Linked DNA regions of Homo sapiens: region 1 is linked to region 2. A link is an interaction called in ENCODE POLR2A ChIA-PET data of the cell type or tissue named here. Cell type or tissue: PC-9. All regions are shown on one strand. Each heading gives the region's core, and the rest is flanking DNA. Links, peaks and the distances in the headings are about the cores only. Region 1 overlaps VEPH1 (ventricular zone expressed PH domain containing 1). Region 2 holds the start of LINC00880 (long intergenic non-protein coding RNA 880).

Region 1 (11,636 bases), core at 2,982-6,981, 290 kb after region 2:
CCTTGAACTCCTGGGCTCGAGTGAGTAAAGTATCATTTCTAAGTGAATAAAAAAGCCCCTTTTTATAGCAGAGGGATTGGATTTTATTTAACTTTGCACTTGCATACAGTGCCTTGCATACAGCAGGTGTGTGATAAATATTCATAAACTGTATTGTAGGTAATGCATGATATTTCCTGACTTCATGTATATACTGACATTGTCAAAGATTATGACTGTTAAAGGTTACTGATTATTTACATAAAAACAAGTGGGTCTTGCAAAGAAAATTGGGTATAGCTGTGTGTGTGTCTGGAAACATATATGCATCAAGCAGGTAGTATATATGCGGGCATGTCTAGACTCCCTCAGGTTCTATAGCAGATAAATCCTGTAGGGCCTGGATCCTCAGGAGCAGTACTACTTACACTTTCATGTGCATACACACCACCTGGGCATCTTGTTCAATTATGGATTCTGATTTAAGTTTCTGAGTAACACTCAATGCTGCTGGTCCGGACACTTTGGGGACCACATGGGATGGAGACCGACAGATCCTGAAAAACCAGTATCCATAACTGTTGACTGGAACCCAATGTCTCTAGTTTTCCTGACCTCCTCAAACACAACCTGCCATGTCATCAGATGCCATCTACTAGTACAAGACACTGATGGTCAGCCAAGTTTCAGTCTCTATGGAACAGTTAGTTGGCAAGTACCTGTGAGCCACCTGCTATGAGCTAATTACTTGAGGGGGGGTTATGCCAGGGCCACGAGGAGGTATAAGGTATGGTTCCTTCCTTCAGAGTGCTTATGGTGGGTTGGGAGTGTGTGTATTCATGCACTAAATAAATGAAAAGCAAATGCAACCAGAAAACCATCAGATGCTAAACTCTGTGTTATAGATGTATGTTCTCAAATATTCACAGCAGGGCAGATTGCAATGGCTTGGGAAAGTCCTAGAAATGTCTTTGTCTTGGATTGGGGTTTCCAGAAACAGACAGACCCTGAGATGATTTAAGTGCAAATCATTTATTTGAAAACTTCAGGAAACCAATAGGGGAACAGAAGAGTGAGAAAGAGAAGGGAAACAGCTCAAAAAGTAGCCTGGGAAATTCTAGGGAGAGTTTATTTCATTTGAGGGGTAAAGGAGTTTTGGAAGTTTACAAAACACCAACTCCCATCACTGGTTGTAGGATGCCATGGGACAGCATTCATTCCTCACATGCATACGCCATGTGTCTTAGCAGAATGGCTTGTGAAGTTGGGGAAGCCATAGGCAAAGAAATGCAAATACTGGCTGTTGGAAATAGTTGGAAGTCAAGTGATTTCAGTCTGAGGGCTACAGGCAGGGCAAGGACCTGCTATCATCTTAAAAGAGCAGCAGGAGTTGAGCTGGAATTAGCAACTGCTTCGTCCTCTTCAACTCACCTGCTGCCAATGCCCAGTTGTCCTTTCTGGTGAATCTGAGATTTGTTCACTTGTTAGGCTCATGGCTAGAAAGGGCACTTACTAAGTGGTGGCTTCCTGTCTTTCTTGAGGCAGGCACCTACTTCCCTCACAGACACCAGTGTAGGAAAGTCAGATCGTCCTCCTCTGGAAGGAGGAAGATCAAGTCTGCGGGGACCAGGCTGCCGATTTCTGGAGTTTGATCCTGGTCTTGCAGACACTCCTTCTATGTGCAGCCATGTTATGGGACTTGCCAAACTGTCCCAGCTCACAGGGAACTGCAGGTCTTCTGTGGATTTGGTCAGTTGGCCCAAATTACAGTTAATAATTACAAGACATTGTTGAAAATTTTTGCAACATGTAACTTTTGTAACCATTATTTACTACTCTACATTTGCAAGTATTTTGGGAACTGTTTGTCCTTTCGCCAGCTCTTTAGTTTCTTGGGAACGCTAAGGTACATAGGATTACATTTACTTATCCGCACTATGAAGGGAAATAAAGTACTGTTCCTAGAATCAGCTGAGAGAAGGAAGAAAACAGGAACTATCTGCTAATCAATATGGAATTTTCATAATCTGACCCCAGCCCACTGTCCAGCCGCATCTCTCCCCCTCCCCTCCATTATTCATCCTATGCTCCAAGCACTTGAAATGCTTCATGGTTTCTAGAAGACTCACAGCCTTTTCCTGGCTGACTGCCACTGAATGCGGTGACTTCCCCATGGATACCTTCTTCCTATTCCCCTGACATAACCCTATCATCTTACAAGCCAAACTTATAATGCTCTCCTAAAACTCCCCCACATGGGGTTAGTTTCTTCCTTCCTGGTCCAGTTCAAAATTCAGTAACAGCAAGTACCAAATTAAATTCCAATTATCTGTCTTTACATCTTCCTCATCCCCAGTTGTGAGATCCTCTAGGGCAGGGACCATGTCTTTCTCTCCTCTGTGTCCCCATCACCAGTACTGGGTCTTACAGTTAGAAAGAATCAGCAGCTCCACCCTATATCACTGAGGGAGAGAGGATATGCAACATCAATACTCTTATTTGAAAGTATATTTTGTATGTACTCAAAGTTTGCCTTTGTTTTCCTTATACTTTGTAAGAGGTTTATTACTAATATTATTTACAGTTAACATGTACCCTTTTTAACAATACAAACAAAAATAAAAGCTATTTTCATTTTGGAAAAAAATCCTTCCCCAATTCATGACAGTTTTATAATATTAAGTAGCAGCCACTGGCACCAACCAAGGTTTAAGAAAATGTATCCCCAAAGTCATTGAACCTACCAATGTTTTAACTAAGTTTATCATCCCTGGGGAAATTGTGCTTTTAAGTCACAGGTCCTTCCTCTTGTAGAACGGACCCCAGATTTTTTTTAGTCTTGATTTGTAATTTAAAGGTGTAAATCATCCACCCAGCTCCCATTTCTCAGGATGTTATTCAACAGCCAGGATGAGGACAGTAATGTGGCTCTCAGCTGCCTTTGTCATTCTTTTCCTTTTCCTCCTGAAAGTGTTTTTGTAGGCCTGCCGGATGTCACAGAAATGCAACCTGGGCAAGATGTGTGTCACTTCTTTACTTGAAAAGTGTCCATGACTCTGAGCCCAGAGAGGATGTAATGAACACGCCCTGGTGCTTGGCCAGCATATTCCAGCTAGTTAGAAAAACAAGGCAGAGGGCACAGGATTTAACACACACGATGGCAGTGGCTGCACTCAGGGGCATGCTATTTGATTCTTCACAGATGCGGGCTATTGGTCTGTAGTGAAGGAAAAACAAGTGGCCATAGCATCCTTCCACGTGCTATGAGATCATTTGTAAAAAAAATTTTAAAGCATCTTGTCTCTGTTTCTACCACTAGGTCTACTGCCTTGTAGGTCTGGCACAGAGGAGGGGCATGGTAATGAAGTGCATGCTACATACTGGTATGTGCTTTCCAATAAGACCAGACCCTAAAGTAAAGTAAAGATGACTATTAAACTAAAATTTGTTTCAGTTCACTTATTTGAGGCTTAAATAGATGGAAAGATACATGAATTCAAGTTGGCCTCCCAAAAAAAAAAAAAAAATCAATGCCATTCCTAAAGTGTTCTCTTTTCCAAGTTGACCCATGTTAGGAAAGAGGGCTATAATAACGATAATACCTAACAAGTGAGCAGAGACCACTTGCGTGGCTAAGAGAGTCTAATTAGGGAAGGAAATAATGAAAAAGTAAAACCCTCTAAAGTGGAAACAAACATTCTATTTTGGTCCTCTGTGGACGAGAAACATCAACCTAGTTTGGGTTTAACTTAAACCACTTCATATTTAGTTTAAGAGTTTTTAAAAAATTGCTGCAAACTTATTTGAGCTGTTTATATAGCTGGGGAGGTGGGGACCACCTACCCTTTATGGAAAGCAATGTACTTCCAGTGGCCCAAGAAAACAAGGCCTATTTTAAATTATGAAGGTTTACAAAATGAGGTTTATTATTTTTGTTATCCTTATTTCTCCCACGAATGGTGGTCTGCGATACAAATGTAAAACAGATATACATTCCACCCCGAGGAATAAAAATTTACATACACCAGTTATTTCCTAAAAAAGAAAAATTGTGTAGCCAGCTATGCTTTCCACCTTTAATGTACATGTGGTTGTCTACGGTGCCTCATTCCAATTCTGTCTCCTGATTTTGACTGGTCCCACATATGCCTACCCATTCAGCTGCTTTCCTTGGAGAAGCAGAGGCAAGGTAAGCCATTTCCCTAGTTTTCACCTCCCTAATTTCAGTCTGTTAGGGTCAAGTTTTAGCCTGTATACAAATAAGTGCAATGAGAAAGACTTGGACAATGCTGAGTAAAGTAATAAAGTGCTGGCATTTATCAAATGTTTACTATTTGCTAAATACTGTTCCACATGGGTTAACTCATTAAATCCTCACAACAAACCTAAGAGGTGAATAATATTCCCATTTTACAGATGAGGAAACTGAGTCAAGAGAGGTGATGTAAGTTGCCCATAGCTGGTGAGTGGCTGAGTCAGGACTGAAATCAAGGCAGGCTGACTCTAAGCACACCCTCTTAGTCACCGTGTTACTTTTGCCCTCATCGTAAGCAAATCCATTCATGTAATGGATTCTTGCACAGAGAGTTCCTTGGTGGTGATCACTGCTCAGTCTACAGTGGTGAGTGCTCCTTCTTGGAGCTGTACTTCAACCAATTTGCAGCCTGCTGAGGCCTCGTATATGAAAATCTCTTTATAATCTACTCAGTATCATCTTTCATTTATGTCACCTCCTAGCAGCCATTATGGATGGCCTTGGCTCATCACATGTTTGTTGTATAATGACTCCATATTCCCCTGTCAACTTTATTCTCATCTTTCACCTGCTAGATATCAGAGATAGATTGTATAAGCTCAGAAGTATACAGCCCTCTCCACACTAATATTTCCTCCTCCTCTCTCTTAAGTTATAATTATGTCATCTAGAATAAGTAGACAGACTTGATGGAATCAAAGTTCAAGTGAGAAATCAACCCTCAAATTCTTAATTACCAGTATTCTCAAGTACTCATTCAGTCTTATGGCCACAGATGAATTCAGATGGATTTGATAATATTTATTTCCCCTGGAAGCTGAGAGGTATAGGGAGGAGAAAAAGACATTAACCTGCAAATTGCAACACGACATAATTGAGATACAACCATGACACATTTAAGGTACAACCAAATTACTATGGAAGTATAGACTGGGAGTGACTAACTTTGCCTAAGGGGACTGGGAAGAACTCACAGAAGAGGCAACATTTGAGCTGGGTCAGGTAAGATAAGTAGGAGAAGAGGGTAAAAGCTATCCAGGCAGAATAAGCTGTGAAGGTCTCAACGTATGTCAGAGTAAAGGGTGTGCAGGGAAGGGTGTAAAATCCTGAGTAGTCAGAATGTAGGGGAATGAAGTAGACTGGACAGGTAAGAGGTGAAGCTACAGAAGGAAGCTGGGGCCATGCCAAGGAGTTTGCATAATAACCCATAGGCAGTGGATGAGACCACAGAAGACTTTGTGTGAGGAAGTACACTCACACTTGTATTTTTCCCTCTCTCGTTGGCCTCTCCAGCTAGACAGGTTTCGTTTATTATATTGCTGCTGTTACTTTGTTGTTGTTAGTTGAAATCCATCAAGCATTTTTTTTTAATATGCCAGGAACTGTGTTAAGTGTTTTATATAAACTGCTGGATGGTTGTTTGGGGAATGAACCCTTAGGTGCTACTAAGAAGTCATTTCTGCTCTTGTCTGAAAGGTTTCCACTGCAACCTTCTCATTTGAGAAAGACAAAATGACCCATGTATTTTTGCTGTGTTTTGGACATATTTAATCAAATACTATTTCTTATTTATGAATTTACTTCAACTGAGCATACCAGAGAAATGGAGCAAATCCTGGCATTATAAAGAACTGGATAGATCTTTACTGAAAGGTGCACCTCAAGGGCAACAATTGATCGGTTCTCCCAGAAGCAAATTTCTCTACCCTGGAAGTGTTCTGTGAGTCATTCATGGCCTCCACAGTGACACAAGCACTATATGATTATTAAACATGGCTTTATTTAAGTTTGGGCAAAAAGATTTCTGAGTTAATCTGGGAGATAGAGAAAATAAGAATCTGTAGGATTTTGGTTTTTGTTTTATATATACAACTCTTCTCTGCCGAATGTAATATAGATGGAAAAATTGTGATGCTGCTATCAAGCTGTTGAAAACAGTCTGCTCACCCAGATGGGCACTCATTTGAAAGACAGGCACACCCTGTCATTTCCCAGTAGCCAGCCCTGCAGTTCTTACACCTGGCTTTATGCAAGCACAGAAGGTGAGGCATAAGCCAATCAATAACTTGTGTGATTCCAGGCCGTCTCTACCCCCATGGCCAAATTCTGGACTGAAGATTGCAAACCCACAGGAGACTCTGCTCTTCTTAAAGATCAAACCATGGAGTTTGCTGGAAACCAGAAAACAAAGGAGGTATGCTCTGATAAGTCATAGATTGTATATTATATGCTCTGATCAGTCAGTATGCTCTGATCAGTCAGAGATTGTACATTACAAAAGTTGGAGCAGGATCTCAAAGTTGGATTGGCTTTTCTGTATTTCCAAAATCTTTTAAATCCTGGAAATAAAATTATCTGACAGTTTGAACCCCTAAACCCAACAGACAGGACCACTTTGGTGTCAAAGAGAAAAATTTCAAATGGAGTCAATTTTTAGATGAGACCAGAATAGGATAAGGGAGACGATCCTAAGGCTAGAGGTCACAAGGGTCCTGTGGCTGTCTTACAAGCACCCCCAAAATCCCCATGCCTTATATGGTCCCATGTTTCATTGTCTCCCCATAGACCAAGCTTTCCACATAGAAAGTGGTGGGGCTTTTCCAGGGCAGTTTTTGCCTTTCTTTCTTTGTTGACATTTCCTTTCACTTTGGTACCCAAGACCCCATACTGGGCATCTGCCTTCATGCCCACCTCTCAATGTACCTCAGGAACTTCTTGTTTCTTTTTGGAAAGAGGCTGGGTAGAGATATACACACATGCACATCTTGCCTATTGTCTTTGGTCTTTAGAAATATTGCTCCACAAGGTTTTATTTAGAAAGTTGGACAAATTTACTCAAATTACTCTGTTACTAGCTGCTTAGATTACTACACTTATTCTTGGGACATCTGAAATTTAGCATTCTTTATGGCTAAAATAACTTTCTTACAGTAATATTTCAGGCATTACAAATAATCAAGAAAGAGCATTATTTCTGAGCAAAGGAGCCTGCCTGACATTTATAGGTAATTTTATTAGACTGATCCTAAATAAAATGGAAAAATGGAATCAAATAATATCAGAGCATACGGGAGGTAATCCAGTGTAAAGCCATTAATTTTTGAGGAGAGAAAACAGATCCACAAATGTGAAATGAATTGACCACCTGCAACAGCAACAGCTGTTTGTTCTTCATCATTCTTTCTACCTTTGTCCCCTGTTTAACTGGGCATGGGACCACCCAAATCCAGGTGACATGCTCCAGTCTGCCTTGCAGCTACACGTGGTCATATTCAGCTTTAGTCTATTTAGCTAATGGATTGTAAACAAAAGGTTGTGTTTGATGGCCTGGAAGATTCCTTCTCCCCTTCCCCCTTCCTGCTGGCTGAAAGACTGATGCAATGGGTGGAGACAGTGTCATCTTGGACCATGAGACAGAAGCTATTGCTTTCTGGTGCACTCAGGAATGGTAGAGCAATAAGGTAGAAGGAGCCTGGGTCTCTGAAACATGGCACTCTAGAGAGATTGCCTTCTAGACTTCGTTATGTGTAAGAGAATCAGATATCTGTCTTTGTTTAAGTTATTGTGGTTTTGGATTTTTGTGTTACTCTTAGCCAATGCTACTCTAAGCTGCTATATCAATAGTCTAGAAAATTATTAAATTAATTAGCAATGGCTTGATGGAGGAGGGCAGGATGATGGGTGATGGGCAAGGCCTGATTCTAAATCTAAGAGAGAAAGCACCTTAAATATTCTCTGTCTGGAGTTCCCAAATACTGATCCACAAATAGCTGCGTCAGAATTACCCTGGCACAGGTTCCCGTAAATCCAGACTTCTGGTACTCTTTTCAGGAGATTATGACTTAGTAGGCATTCTATGGGATCCAAGACTGACATTATTTAAAAGCTCCTCACGTAATCCTGATATCCAGATATACTTGGTAATTATCTGATCTACAATTGTTCTCTGCTATGGGTCCCAGGAAGGGGGGTGAATCAGAACCACCAGAAAGATTTGTTTGTTTTGGGGGAAAAAGCAAACAAATTTGAACTGTGAAATAATTTATTCCTCAGGCTATTTAGATCCACCTCTCCTTCTCCTGGTACCCACTGAGAGTCATACAAGTGTCACCAAATGAACTGTTCTCTTTCAGGTTAGCCTTTGATATGGTTTGGATCTGTGTTGCCACCCAAATCTCATGTTGATTTGTAATCCTCAATGTTGGAGGTGAGGCCTGGTGGGAGGTGACTCGATCACGAGGGTGGATTTCCCCCTTGCTGCTGCTCTCATGATAGTGAGTGAGTGCTCATGAGATGTGGGGTAGCACCTCACCCCTCTCTCTTCCTCCTGCTCTGGCCATGAGGTGCCTTCTTCCCCTTTGCCTTCCACCATGATTGTAGGTTTTCCTGAGGCCTCCCCAAAAGCTGAGCAGATGCCAGCATCATGCTTCCTGTTGCAGCCTTTGGAAGTGCAAGCCAATTAAACCTCTTTTCTTTATAAATTACCCAGTCCCAGGTATTTCCTTATAACAGTGCAAGAATAGATGGATACAGCCTTAGTTCAGACAAACTGACAGTTACTTAATTGCATATGGTTATACTGCATGTGGCTACTGTTTTTTGTTTTTCACAGATTACATCTTCCATGGGAGTTTAGTCAACACCAGTGTGCATTACTATACATTAATGAATCATTTGTGACAAAAAGAATTACCATTAAATTGCAGAAAGAGTTCACTTTTTAAAGATTTGATGGCCTCACACCTCAGAGGTTGAATTTTTTGGTTCTTGCAAAGATCTGCAAGGTCAGCAGATTCAGTTAAACAGCTGTCAGGCAAAGTTGGCCTAATAACACTCAGGCATACCAGTGGGTTCTCTTGGCAGAAAAGGTGACAAGCAAGGGAAAGCATTAACAGAAGGCAGAGTGTGGTGAGGCATTCCCAACAGCAGTGCATAGAAAGGGATTATACTAAGAGTACATCTACACCAGAGAAATCCCCTTTGAAGATCCATCCTCACATTGACAGGTGCAGGCTTGGGAACTCAGTTCTCCCGCCCTCCTCTGGGAAGCTAGAGGAGAAAGAGCCTCACCCAGGAGGAAGCCAGGCAGGACTCAAGGGGTTCACTATAATTCTCAGAAGAAATATAATCAAACAGCACCAAAGATGCATTTTAAGACAAAATTCGAAAATGGATTCTGAAGATACCAAAGATCTAATTCTAACTGGGTTACTCACTCAATCTGAGTTTGGGTAAGTCACATAATGTTTCTGTTTTTAATTTTGTCTTATGCAGAATCAAGGGATTGAACTCAATGAACTATGAAATTCCTTTTAAAAGTTGGACAATTTTATACTTATTGAATAGCTAATTATATTATATATAAATGGGTTCAAGGAAAAGCTCTCAGTCAATTATAGATTTGTTTTTATTTTAATATATAAAAATCCTAAATCCCAACATGAAATCATCAGAGAGACATGCATGTCTTTGAAACCTGAATTTCTGAAAACTTTCTTAATCCCCATAAACTCTGATGGCATCCTGTTGTCCCTACTGAAAGATGCCATTATGCAAATATTTAGCCTAGTACTTTTAAACATCCACAAACGTTTATTTCACTCTCCCAAATAACATTCAGAGGACTGAAAACATTCTGAACCCAGGCACTTATTGACATGATAGCTATGGGCTCTCATTAAAGGGTAGTCTATGAAATCTAATTCTGTGCTTACTGATGGTCTCCTGGGTTAAGAGAAATTGCAACCTGAAATGAGATACAGCTCTTTTATTGGTTGTTGTTACTGCAAAGTGGTCTTGAATCTTTCAGTGCTCTCTCCATTTTAACCCTCCTTCTTCAGGTGACACAGCAGCAATAAAAGACTCACTTCCTAAACCTTCCACATAACCCTGCTACTTGATTCAGAGGCCATTGTCCATGTAAAAGGACTGAAAGAGAAATTGGGACTCCCAGAAATCCCAGGACAAATTTGTATGTCATAGAACTCCCAGAAATCCCAGGACAAATTTGTATGTCAAAGAGAAATTGGAACTCCCAGAAATTCCAGGACAAATTTGCACGTCATAATAATCCAACCTATTAAATAGGTTGGATTAAGTGCCAGTGCAATTCAGGGGAATGGAGAGAAAAAAGCCAAACTTACTTCATCCACATGCCCAACAGCTCCATAAATCCTTGCCATCTGTCCAGTGAGGTAGGGGAATCTCTCACCAATCTCTTTCAGCATTGGAAGAAAACTGTTCAAAGCCACTGGCTCATAGACTGCTATCTCTATGAGGATGTTTAGGATGATGTCATTATGGGTTGAATCCTTCAAATGCCCAATTAGGAAAGGAATACACTTCTGAACTACCTATAAAGAGAGAGGAGAGGAGGAGGGAAGAAAGAAGGAAGAAAGAGAAAAGTTAATTAAATTGGAATTAATTTTGAAAGCAAACTTTTTTTGCATTAAACCTGAACTCAACACATTCTGGGATTATTACCCTCCTTGGTACTCAGGCAAATCTCCCAAGTTTAGAATTTAAAATTTACAATAAAATCTTCAGAGCCTTTAGTTCCTTTTCCTTTTAATCTGTGATTTGCTGTTGAAGAGTGAAGTTTAAAATAATGCTTCAGTGTTACTATTCATAAATCAAGTTTTGATGTGTTATTTCCTCATTGGGAATGCTACATTTCCTCCAACCACCATGAAAGCTGCAATTTAAAGGACAATTTAAGTAGGTAGGAGATCTTTGTTGACTTTAATCAAAGCCTTCAAAATGGAGAAATCCAGTTTAGAAATGTTTAATAAATAAAAATAAGAAAGCAGAAAAGATCTCCCACATTTTCTTCAATTTTCCATTTTGATCACAAAAATGTAATAATAAGATAAAATTATTAAAGCAAAATGATTTATACCATAGTCACATTATCTTAATATTTTTTCTTGATTCTTAATGCTTATATGAATGTAAAGGTGAAATTTATCTGAGAAAATGGAATTCTTTTGTGGAATAAAGACTCTATGTTAATACATCACATATTGATAATTTGATGAATTGTTTTGTTGGCTAAAATAGAAGAACTAGAAAGGGAAACCTGTGGGAAACTGAACAACAAAAGTGAAACAGATTTGCCCATCCATATTTCTGTTTGTTTGTTTCTTTTGTTTGTGTTTTATTTACTTTATTGATTTGTCATTTTTTGAGTAGGGTAGACTTTAAATGTAGCTTCCAGTATTAAAACCAAATCTGATACACAGCACCATCTGCCCAAAGTTGAACTCATAATCCACCCCCTGCCAAAAACCTGCTTCTCCCACCACCCCTTCTGGCCCTAAGTGCCTCCTTTTCTCATAAATGACACCATTATCCACCTGGCTACTCAAACTAGAAACTGTTTCTCCCTTACCAGCAGCTGTTA
Region 2 (11,636 bases), core at 2,657-6,656:
TCATATTAGTATCACCCAAGGAGCTTTCATATTGTAATGATGCCTGGGTCTCACCTCAGACCAATTACATCAGAATATCTGAGGATCTATCCTGGATGTTTTTTTCTGGATGTCTTTTCATCACCCTAAGTGATTATACTATGCAACCAGAGTTAACAACCACTGAACTGGGTGTGCTGAGACTCAGTGCCTTCAACTGTAAAGTAGATGGAGATCTCTACTTTCTACTTCTGTAGTCACCAGAAGGCTAATTACCCTGGGGCCAATAGCTGCCTGAGAAGCCCCAATCTGCACCTAGAGTAAGCAGTTGTCACCCATACTGTCAGATATTCTCCCAACTTTCTACTTAAGTGTGGGCTATGAGTACAGCTGTTTAAACTTCCAGGAATGGGACTCTAAGATATACAATTATTTCATATATTCATATATATGTGAACCCCAAATATCTGAGACAGATCTCAGTTAATTTAGAAAGTTTATTTTGCCAAGGTTGAGGATGCATGCCCATGACACAGCCTCAGGAGGTCCTGATGACATGTGTCCAAGTTGGTCAGAACACAGCTTGGTTTTATACATTTTAGGAAGACATGAGACGTCAATCAATATATATAAGCTGTACATTGGTTCTGTCTGGAAAGGCGGCACAACTTGAAGCTGGGAGGGAGCTTCCAGGTCACAGATACTTGAGAGACAAACGGTTCATTCTTGTGAGTTTCTGATTAGCCTTTCCAAAGGAGGCAATCAGATATGCATTTATCTCAGTGAGCAGAGGGGTGACTTTGAATAGAATGGGAAGCAGGTTTGCCCTAAGCAGTTCCCAGCTTGATTATTCCCTTAGTGATTTGGGGGCCCGAAGATTTATTTTCCTTTCATATATATATATATATATATATATATATATTTTTTTTTTTTTAAATCAGAACAAGGCCCTAAAACTCTAGAAAGATTCCCATGCCATTATTTTCTCTGTCTTTCTTTCCAGATATCAATCATAGCTATTTTGGTGAAATCCCTATTGCTCCAAACTATTTTAGTGCTGCCTCTCTGCCATCATGACAACAAAGGTCTTTTGAAAAATGTTCATAACCTTTGACCCAGAATTCTTTTAAGGAGGTAAACCAAAAGCAAGGAAAAAAAAGAACAAAAAAAGCTTTGGGAAGAAAGATGTTCACTGCAGTATTATTTATTATAGTGGAAAACTGGAGAAAACTCTTATGTGTAACAGTAGAAAAACAATTTAATAAAATATGAGGTAGCTTACTAAATGGAAAAATGCTTATTGCAAATGGTTTTTACATAGAGAGTTAACATGGAAAAATATTAATATTAATTCATGTTAAAATGCTGAATGAATGCAGGTACAAAATTACATAGTGATCTATGAGTTACATTACATAGTGTCATATCAACTATGTACGTCTTTTTATACACAGAAAAAAGAAGAAAAAATTATATTATTCCAAGGTTAAAATACCTAAAATTTAGAATATTTAGAATTGGGTTAAAGTACCTGAAATTGTTTCCACTATCAACCCAATTCTATATGTTTGAAGAACAGCATGTGAAGGTGGTTATGGAGCAGGCCCTGTCCAGAGAAATTTTATATCCGGCCCTGGGACCTCTAGGCCTGTATACACAGATAGAGGACTTATAAACAGCAGAGTTGAAACATGAGTGAATCTGAAAGAGCCAGTCCCTCAAGATGAATCCTGAGTGGCTACATAAATTTAATATAGAGCCAAACGGCCATTTACTGACTAGAGATTACACACTACTCTGAGTTCCTGGAAAACCCACAGTCGGCTTAACACTGGGGCTTTGACAGCTGACTGTTACCGCTCATGTGGCCTGAAGCAACGGAATAGGCTGTGCTCCCCATCAACCAATCAGGACTCAGCTGCATTGATCAATCAGAACCAAGCCAGTTTGAATTGTTCATTTGCATAAATGGACCTGATTGGGAACCCAGGTAGGAATTTTCTCTGTAAACGCCAAACTGTCTCTTTGTTCTCTTCATTTTACACTTAGGGCTATGTTTCCTCGTCTGTAAACTGTTCATTGTAATAAAGTCTGTTTCCTCTAAATTCCTTTTCAGAGAACTTTTGTTCACACATAAAACCACAGGTCACGTGATTTTTTTGTTTGTTTTTGGAATGGTATGCACAGATAAATTTAAAATTACAGTCAAGGGAGGGGTAGCTAAGACAGCCCAGTGACGATGATCAATTCTACGTCAGGAAGAAATCAAGAAGAAAATGGGGTTCACAAATGAGTTAGTAACAACCGAGATTTCCACTTTGAAAGTATCTTCACACCGTTATTTCACGGGATCCTCAAAACCCCCTGAGGTGGTAGGAAGGTGATTGTTGGTGTCAGTCCCATTTTGCAGAAGAGAAAAATGAGTGTCAGGCAGAGTGGCTCGCTCGGTGCCCTGGCGGCGGCAGCGCGCCAAGGCCCAAGGCCCCTCTGGTCTCTGGGCTTAGACCTACGGCAGGAGGCGGGGGAAGCCTGCAGCGCAGCTCAGCAGCAGGTGGCAAGCCCTCTACCCGCTGGGAACGTTCAGGGTTATCAGCCCGTGGGAAGCAAGGTAGGACCCGCAGCTTGCAAGAATCTGCAAGGTGGGAACGGCGTTCGGGATGTGTTTGGCCCCCCAAGGCCAAGGCACGAAGGGGTCCCAGGCGGGTCGCCAGCGGCGCGGCTTACAATGGCCGGTTCGACCCAGAACGGTCGCCGCCGCAAGGCGGGTGAACTTTCCCGCCCTATGCGCCTGTTTCCGCGGGCCAGGCCGTCCGCCCGCGCCGCGTGGCCTGCCTAGCTGCACCTTAGCCCCCATGCGCCGGGTAGGCCCGGGCCCCGCCGCCGCGCTCTGAGCCCGCGTGGGTCTCACAACCATGGCCCTCTTATCTGCTCCTGTGCTTCGGTGTTTGGTTTTCCCTGTTTGACAGACTGAACCTTGTACTTTCGCAAATAACAAGTGTTTGCTCAGCAATCCAAGCAGCACCGGCAAGATTGCAGGTGCTGCGGCGGGCATGAGAGGTCATGCATTCGGGATGCCAGGAGGTCCTGGAGTCAGGAGCCCTGCAGCCCCTTCAGGGATGCCAGTGGCTTGGGCTGAACCCCAGACTCTGCCCTCGAACTTGAAGGGAACTTGAAGCTTCTTTAGGCCAAGTTTTATTGAAGGGTGTCCTGGGACACAATTCAGTGACTAGTAAATTTTGGCCATCGGAAAGCTCTCTTTACCCTAAAGAAAGACGAATACACTTAATGACAATTATGATAATAATAAATTTAGAAAGGCAATGGTAATTCTTTTTTTCCTAACTTGTCTCACTCTACTTCTTTTAAATTCAAAACAGGTCCCCTTTTTGCTGTTGTTAAAAAGGATTTTTTAACTTCTGAAATTAAAGCAGAGTATTTCACTTTTGTTAAAAAATAGAACTTAATCCACAGTTGAGATTTTTGTTTTTCTAGACTTGAAAATCTGCTTGTAATTTGCACAAATGCCTTTCACTTCAAAACCTTTTATCCAAATAGAAGCACAAAGTTGTACTTGCCTTTCCTTCCACAGAAGGCGTTTCCAGTATCTTGCATACACAACAACTTGCTCAGGTTAAACATAGTTTCATTAAAGAGCTATTAAATGGTGCTCTTAAAGTTTATCTTTGCATTTTAAAAGGGGTATAGATGTTGCCAAAACAGCAAGGATAGCATGTAGGGTACTTTGCAGTTCTCTAAACTTTTTCCTCCCTGGAGTCACTGAAGTCCCTTCCTGGCTTAAGTCACTTTGGTACTCAATACAGTGTTTGTTTACATCATTTAGCATTATGCCCCTTAGCTTTACCCAGTGTCATTTTAAGAAATGATCGGGTGAAAAACAGCTTTAAATTATCTGTAAAATTGCCATAGATATTCATTATGTTGCTTCACATAAAAAATTCCTTGCAACTAATTTCCACTTGGACTTTAGTACTAGAATGAAGTTTGCCTATGTTTTCTTTTTTCAGTTAATGAAAGCTGTGGAATGCATGGGACTATTCTTTTTGCCTAGGAATCTCAGAACTTAATTTTGAGGATCCTCCTTAGCCTACATTTTCTGACATAGTTCTTACCCTACATCTCCCTTTCCCCCAACCACCATCAGATATTTCTTTCTCTAAGTTATTCATCCCATCTTTGTTTTAAGGTACCTATATATTCTTTTATGATTCCCTTTAAAAAATCGCAGAAGTAGGAAGATATAAAAATTAGTTATTCTAGACTTCCTCAAAATGTTCTTTCAATCTGCTTTTAAATGGCATATACAATCATTCTCGGCTTTGGCATTTGGTTCAGGTGACACCTGCAAGTTACCTTACCAAAGGCCTACCCAGAATTGTGTACAATCCCAGCAAACAAGGCTCTGCCCCTCTCAAGAGTACTCTCAAACAGCAATGCATATCTCATCTAATGCATTACTATTTTGTGAGTCACTAACAAGCTTCAGTACTTTGTTTTATTAGTAACAACTGACTCACAGCACACCTTGTAGCTGTGGAAGCCCCATCTGATACCCAGACCCCTGATGCAATGCAGCTGCTCTGAGATATGCCGGGAAACCACAGCTCAGGAATCAGTTCTTATTTTCCTTCAAGTAGCAGCACAGATTTCCTTACTTTCAACTGTCATGAGCTGAACTCATTTTTCAACGAAGCCTAACATCTGTGCTTCCTTCCATCCAGCAGGAAAACTTTATTTCCCCAGAACTTATTTCTTCAGTCAAAGGTGTCTGCCAGTTCTCAAGAGAGCTGTACTTACAAAGATGCCCAAGAAGCAACTGGGAAAAACTCTTTGGGGTTCTGAGGACCCTTAGAGGAAAAGCTGATGGAAAAGAGGAAGGGAGTGAATGTCTCCTGAACCCCGGCTCTGTGCTAGGCACTCCTTGGCAAATTTCTTTTAGCCTTACCAGCAGGCCTCTGATTTAGACACATTTATATGCATTTTCCCCATGAGAAAACAGGCTCAGAAGGGCTAAAGAGCTTGATCAAATTGCATCACTGTTGTCTTAGTCCATTTTGTCCTGCTATAACTGAATTCCAAAAACTAGGTAATTTATAAACAACAGAAATGTATTTCTCACAGTTCAGAAGGCTGGAAAGTTCAAGGTCATGGTGCTGGTAGGTTTGGTGTCCGGTAAAGGTTGTCTCCATTCATAGATGATGCCCTGGACACTGCATCCTCTGTAGGAGAGAAACACTGTTCTTCACATAGCAGAAGCATGAGGGAAGAGCTCTAATGACATGAACACCTCCCGTTAGGCCCCACCTCCCAACACTGTTGCCTTGGGAATTAAGTTCCAACATGAGTTTTGGAGGGGACAAAAATGTTTAAACCATAGCAACTTATTAAGTGGTGAATCCTGGATAATAGCCCAGTTGGCTGGATGATGGGGCCCATTCAGTGTTCACTATAGAAACTGCCCAGAGAGAGTGAGGCTGTTAATATGCTCCCTCAGACTGGTTACACAGAGTACCCTATAGTTCAGGCCACGTGCAGGGACTCTGAGGCTGCAGGGCCTGGGTTCAAATTCCAGCTCTGTTACTTGTGCATGACCTTGGACAAGTTACTTAATTTCATGGGATGCCTGTTTCATCACCTTTAAGATGGGGATAGTTGTTTGGAGCAAATTATTTAATCCTGGCACAATATAAGTATTCAACAACTGTTAGCTATCGTTATCCATTCATATCCCACTGTTATTTTATTGCAGGGTAAAAAAAATGATGCTTTCTTGCCCAAATGGTGGTGTTTTTATGTTGCCTATCATTTGGAAATCATTCACTTGGAATGGTAGACCTGGTAGTGGGGTCATCTTTGGAATCACCTAGACAGTTTTTTAAAATACTGATGCTTGTGTCCTACTCCTAGAGATTCTGATTCAGTTGGTCTCCTAGGCATGTAGGAGAAGGAAATTTTTAAATGCTATGAAATGCTCTTAGTGGTTCCCAAAGTCTATCCCTGGACCAGCAGGCTTAGTATCACCTAGGAGCTTGTTTGCTGGAAACACAAATTCCCAGGCCCCACCCCAGACCTAGTGAATCAGTTACTTTGGGAATACAGCCCAACAAAATAAGCCCTCTGCATCATTTGATGTCCATGAAAGTCTGAAAACCATTGCTCTAAGGGAAGGCAGTGCCCTGCAAGACTGCTTCATCCTAAACACAAGGCCCAAAGACTGATGCCAACCTACAGGGCTTATCTGTTCATTTACATGAGGCAATGTAGCTCTAGTATACTAGTCTCCCCTAGGGCCATAATATGCTGTGACTTTATCAGTGCATCCTCTCCTAGGCCCAAGGAAAGCCGGGTCCTCATCAGAAGTTTCTTTATTAAATGTTAAAAGATATCAGCTGTCCTTTGCCTTGGTTATGCTCCTTTTTCTCTGTTCCCACTATTCTGCCTATTTTCCCATAATCAACATAATCTTTCTCTGGTATTAATATACTTAAGGAGGTTTTAATTGATTTTTCCAGGCTATAGAGACACTCTGCACCTTCTAGGTGACTTTGTGTAACTCTGTTCTGATCCCTAATGTGAGGCTGTGGCACTCTCAGAGGGAGGGGTATTTCTTTTCCCCTCTTTCTTATAGAGGAACTCTCCATAGTGTCACATGCTTCAGCACCTGAGTCTTGCTCCTTGCTTCTGCTTCCTTATCCATCATTATTTTCTTTTGAAAATAAAGAAATTTTGCATTAAACATTTGCCTTCCATGTTTATCCAAATTATGTGGAACTTTTGATCAGAAGATGCTTCCCTAAGCTTACACAATCTATCTTTCATCTGATTAAAGAGAAACACTATTGTAGCTCCTAGTGGAACAAATGCCATCTCTATGTCTATGCATTTTAACTTCTCACAGAAAAAACACTGATGTTTTCCTCATTGGGTTGCATGTAACTACCCTCTAGGAAATCTAAACTAAAATTTTACAAATTCTTTTTATAATGTACTTATAAATAACTCCGCATCAGCTTTCAGCACTGAACAAGCAACAGAATCATCAAAACAAGGGCAAAAGAACAACAGCAGAGCATGAATGTGGGAGATGAAGCAGAAGAGAGATGATGTAAGTGAGTTAGCAAGGAGGGAAGGTAGGTTCTGAAATCTAGGCTAAGGAGAAGCTATGCAGGCAAGTGTTACACTCAGTCTTGGTGATCAAGGCAAAAAGGGAAACACAACAAATTCCACTGCCCTATAGCAGGCTGTTAAGGGGGGCTTTTCCTATTGCTGCAGAGTTTCAGTTGATTCCTCAAAACCAAAAACAAGGGGTGTTATGTGCCCACTACACATTTTATGCAGGGTTGCTAGATCATCAACACTGACCTTGCTAAGCAGTGACCCTGAGCCCATCACCTACCTCAGGGGTGTGCAGCAGAGGGGAGGAGGTGAATGAGGAGGACTAGAGAGGGGGAATTTATTTCAAGAGAGTTGTCAGTATGCTGAGAACATGAATCATCCACTTCAAGTGAAGAGAGCCACTCAGAGAAGGTAGGATGTCTCCCAGGAGGAGAGACTGACAGCTTGCTTCCTGGCTGGATTTTTCAGAGCCCTAGAAATGGTTCAGCCTTAAGCCATCACAGGACTGAGACAGAATGTGAGGAGAGCAAGGGCTGAAAAACAACCTATTGTGTACTATGTTCATTGCCTGGGTGACAGATTCATTCCTACTTCAAACCTCAGGAGTGTATCATACAATATACCTTTGTAACAAGGCCGGGCGCGGTGCAATCCCAGCACTTTGGGAGGCTGAGGCAGGGGGATCATGAGCTCAGGAATTAGAGACCAGCCTGACCAACATGGTGAAACCCCGTCTCTACTAAAAATACAAAAATTAGCCGGGCGTGGTGGCACGTGACTATAATCCCAGCTACTCAGGAGGCTGAGGCAGGAGTAATCACTTGAACCCGGGAGGCGGAGGTTGCAGTGAGCGGAGATTGCGCCACTGTACTCCAGTCTGGGTGACAGAGTGAGACTCTGTCTCAAAAAAAGAAAAAAAAATCTGCACATGCACCCCTGATTCTAAAATAAAAGTTGGAAAAAAAAAAGAATGTGGGCAGAAGGTTTTTAGGAGGACTAAGAACTCTCTGTCTTAAACGACCTGTGTCCCAAGAGTTTAGGAAAACAAAGACTGGAGGCTGAGTTTTATGATGCCTGTGATGTAATCTGATATGCTTCGACATAGGCAGGGTGATACTGTGTGTGTTTGCTAAGCTGTACTCTTACCCACACTCCAGAGGCAGCTACCATGAGGATATATAAGATTATCTTTACCTTTGAGCAACACCAGAGGCTTTGCTAATCAGCATAATGAATACTTAAAATGGATTTCATGTTGTGAAATTAGCAGTATTCAAAATATTTGAAAGACTCTCCTCACACTTGCATGAATTGGGTATAGATTTAGGGGAGACTGCGGCATAAGCCCTTAAAGTCACCTAAAGCTTGATGCTTAAGTGATCCTATAACCAGCAACTGGTTCAAAGGAATCTGGCTGTCTGATGCTCACCCTCTAGTTTATTTGAATCTTGCCTCTACAATATCATCATATTCGCCCTCAATTAACCTTTCATGCAAAGGAAAGGATCTTTCATGATAACCCAATAGCAGAATTATGGAGGAATAACCAACCCTCATCTTCCCTCTACATAGTAGCGGCTACTATTATCTACCACAAAAAAATCCAATGGTCACAGCTGGCCAAAATGGCTTAGGACAGTTCATCACACTGAAGCTAACCTGAAAAAAATCTAAGTTGAGTGACAGCAGGAGCTGCCTGGGATTGAAGAGTGAAGGGGGGGCTGATTAAGTGAGCTGAGCACAGCAGAGAAAGGAGCTTAGCTTTGGGGTGTCATCTCAAAGGAGACCCCACCCAAGGAGATAGCTGCAGGAGTGAGATGGCACCAACAGAAAACTGGGTTCTTGCAGGGGTAGTATTGATGTAGGAACTGAGGGGAGAGTTGTTAGGGGAACCGCCAGTGATTAGTTTGCCTTGCCAGAGAACTTTGTGGTTGGATGTCTCTGAAAGGCTCGCTGAGTGAAGAGCCACACACTGAGTCAATGAAGTCTTAGCTACCCCTTACCTCTCCTCCCTCCCATTTACCCTCTCCCACCCTCGAAGGAGCCAGAGGCAGCAGAGTGAGTGGCAGAGCAGTGGAAGAATAAGGAGGGAAACTAGTTAGGAAACTGACCATCTTGCTCCCCAGCACCTGCTCTTCATTTCTGTAGGCCTTGGGGCCTCATCAGGCCCAAATTAGGGCAGAAAAAAAGCTTTATATTGGATGAGACATTGAAGCTTTGATGGGAGACTGGACTGAACTTCCCAGACCAAAAATTAGATGTTTAGTAAAACCTGAAAGCGACCAGGAAAGCTTTGGAATATGCCTGGCATTTCATCCAGGAAAGTTGAAGAATAATTCAACAGAGTGAGCTTAAAAAGATGGCAATGAAAGAGAATTAAGTTGGTTACTTTTTGTATCCAACCGGGTCCAACTTGATCGATCTTCTACAGGTTTCATTATTGAATGAAAGGGACTTAGTGTCTTTCCTGTAGTTTTTCAAATTATTTATTCTTATATCTCATTAAGTAAAAATCAGGGGGAGGGGGATGACTTAGTTTTCAAGCATGTTCTTTAAAACCACAAACTAGAGAGCAGTGGGGTGGGGAGGTGCAGGGACATGTATGGGTTCCCATTGGTGCTATAACAAATCACATAACAAAGCTTGGCAGGTCAGGATGGGTTTCACCGGGCTAACATCAAGGTGTAGGCCGGGCTGCATTCCTTCTGGAGGCTCTAGGGCAGAATCTGTTTCCTTACTTTCCAGCTTCCAAAGGCCACCTGCATTTCTCAGCTCATGGCCCCTTCCCCGCCAGCAGCAGGGTAGCATCTTCAAATTCCTCTCTGACCCTGGCTCCCCTGCCTCCTCCTTTCACGTAGAAGGACCCTTGTGATGACATTGGACTCCCCCAGTAATCCAGATAATCCAGAATAATCTTTTCATCTCAAGATACTTAATCACATTTGCAAAGTCCTTTTTGCTATATAGAGTAACACTGTATATTCACAAGTTTCAGAGATTGGGGAATGGACGTCTTTGGGGGACCAGTCCTCTGCCTATTACAGAAGAGGCCCAGGTGCATGAGCTGGGCCTGTGATTCACCTCTCAGAGAACACCCTCCCCCTTGCCTGTGGGTCAGCCAGGAATAATGGTGACGGAGAGGAAAGAGGCTCTGTGTAATCTTGGGGAAAGTACACAATCTGCCAGTACTTCAGTTTCTTCATCTGTGAAATTATAGCCTTAGCTGTCCCTAAAGTCCCTTCCAAATCTAAGCCCTTTGCTCCTTTTATCTTTTGGCAAAATAAGCATTTGAAGAAATCTGGCTATCTCAAGAACCCCAGCTGATCTTCTAATGCACACTGCCAGGCCTCCACCACCCCCGGGCCAAGAGGGAGTCTCTGACAGCTGAATTGTGGAAACCTCTGGGTGAGGCAAGCAGCCCTTTGCTTTCTCCAAGGAACAAAGAGGCACGAGGAAGGCACTGGTGGGAGGCTTGGGGTGAGAGGCCTCTCCACCAGGGCAATGAGTTATCCTGTCCCTTTCTACTGACTCACCACTGAAGGCCTTGGGCAATTGTGCCAGCCAGAATCACAGAAGTGGCTGCGAACTCAGAGATAACAGAGTGGTCCAGGGAAGCCCCAGTGGACTGAGTCATGGCCAGGCTCTCACAGCCCTCTTCTCGAGTCAGCATCGACTCCCTGTGATCTCCCTGGAGCCTCAGACTCTCAGAAGAGCAGGTCTCAGAACACTGGAGATGAAAGGAACCTGAGACACCATGTCATAAGCCCTGCCCACCAACCTCCCTATCATGTGACTTCTCGGGCTGGTTGTGTTTTTTTTTTCCCCAGCTACTCTGATAAATCACATTGTTTGGATGGCTGAGCTCTGTCTCTGGTCTGACTTTAAAATTAAGGTTCACTTTGCCCCTCAACGCCATGGGTCCAGCTCTCAGGACTCCTCCAGGCTACCTTTACCTTCCATTTTTGAGGTAGTGTCATCTACCAGCAAGAGCTCTGAGCCATAAATCAGGAAACCAGGGCTTCCTGCTTCTGTCCTCTGACCAGACAGAAATGGAGCATTCACCAAGTCACATCATCTCTTTGGGACTCATCAGGGTTTGACTGTGTTTTCCCCAGAGTCCCTTCTAGTACCAACAGGAGAGGATCAGATCATCCTAAAAGCCCTCTTCAATTCTGAAGTCAGTCATCCTCTATCAGAGTTCCTGAACACAGCCAGGCTGGTTCTGCCGGGGATAGCCGTGGCTTGTGACTGCCATGCCTCTCCTCCTCCCAGGAAGGTACAGAATCCACAGCCTCAGGAATGCCAGGCATTCTGCCAAGGGCGCCCTTCCTTTTCTCGGTCTGGTTTCTCAGTCTCTCTCTTCCCAATCTAGACTAGACTGTCACCTCCACTCACCAATCCCGTGGAGGGGTCAGGGGTGGGACGGAGGAGAGCCAGAAACGATGAACTGCGACTCTACTCCTCATCTGTGTGGCAGGCCTGTCATTCCTCCTCCAGTCGGGCCTGCCTAACTAGACCAGCAC

Evidence for each region. Peaks named below come from ENCODE experiments on the same cell type or tissue, not always from the same donor. Only the 100,000 strongest peaks of a DNase experiment are listed, where the experiment ranks them.
Region 1: POLR2A ChIA-PET joins it to region 2 with 8 read pairs; 1 of 35 experiments calls an interaction of 5 or more read pairs at or near these places.

What each region holds. Positions count from the first base shown.
Region 1 is chr3:157,403,504-157,415,139 of GRCh38, forward strand. VEPH1 (ventricular zone expressed PH domain containing 1) reads right to left here. Exons shown (of 14, transcript NM_001167912.2): 6 at 10,378-10,587. Among named protein-coding and RNA genes, the nearest start is that of PTX3, 28 kb to the right of the region's middle. In PC-9, for the core only: no CTCF peak of the experiment used is centred there; a DNase peak (open chromatin) is centred at 5,428; H3K27ac peaks cover 1,613 bases.
Region 2 is chr3:157,117,760-157,129,395 of GRCh38, forward strand. It overlaps LINC00880 (long intergenic non-protein coding RNA 880), which reads right to left and starts at 5,243. Exons shown (of 4, transcript NR_034007.1): 1 at 5,117-5,243. RefSeq lists enhancers at 10,410-11,609, 10,659-10,868. In PC-9, for the core only: no CTCF peak of the experiment used is centred there; a DNase peak (open chromatin) is centred at 4,492; H3K27ac peaks cover 2,230 bases.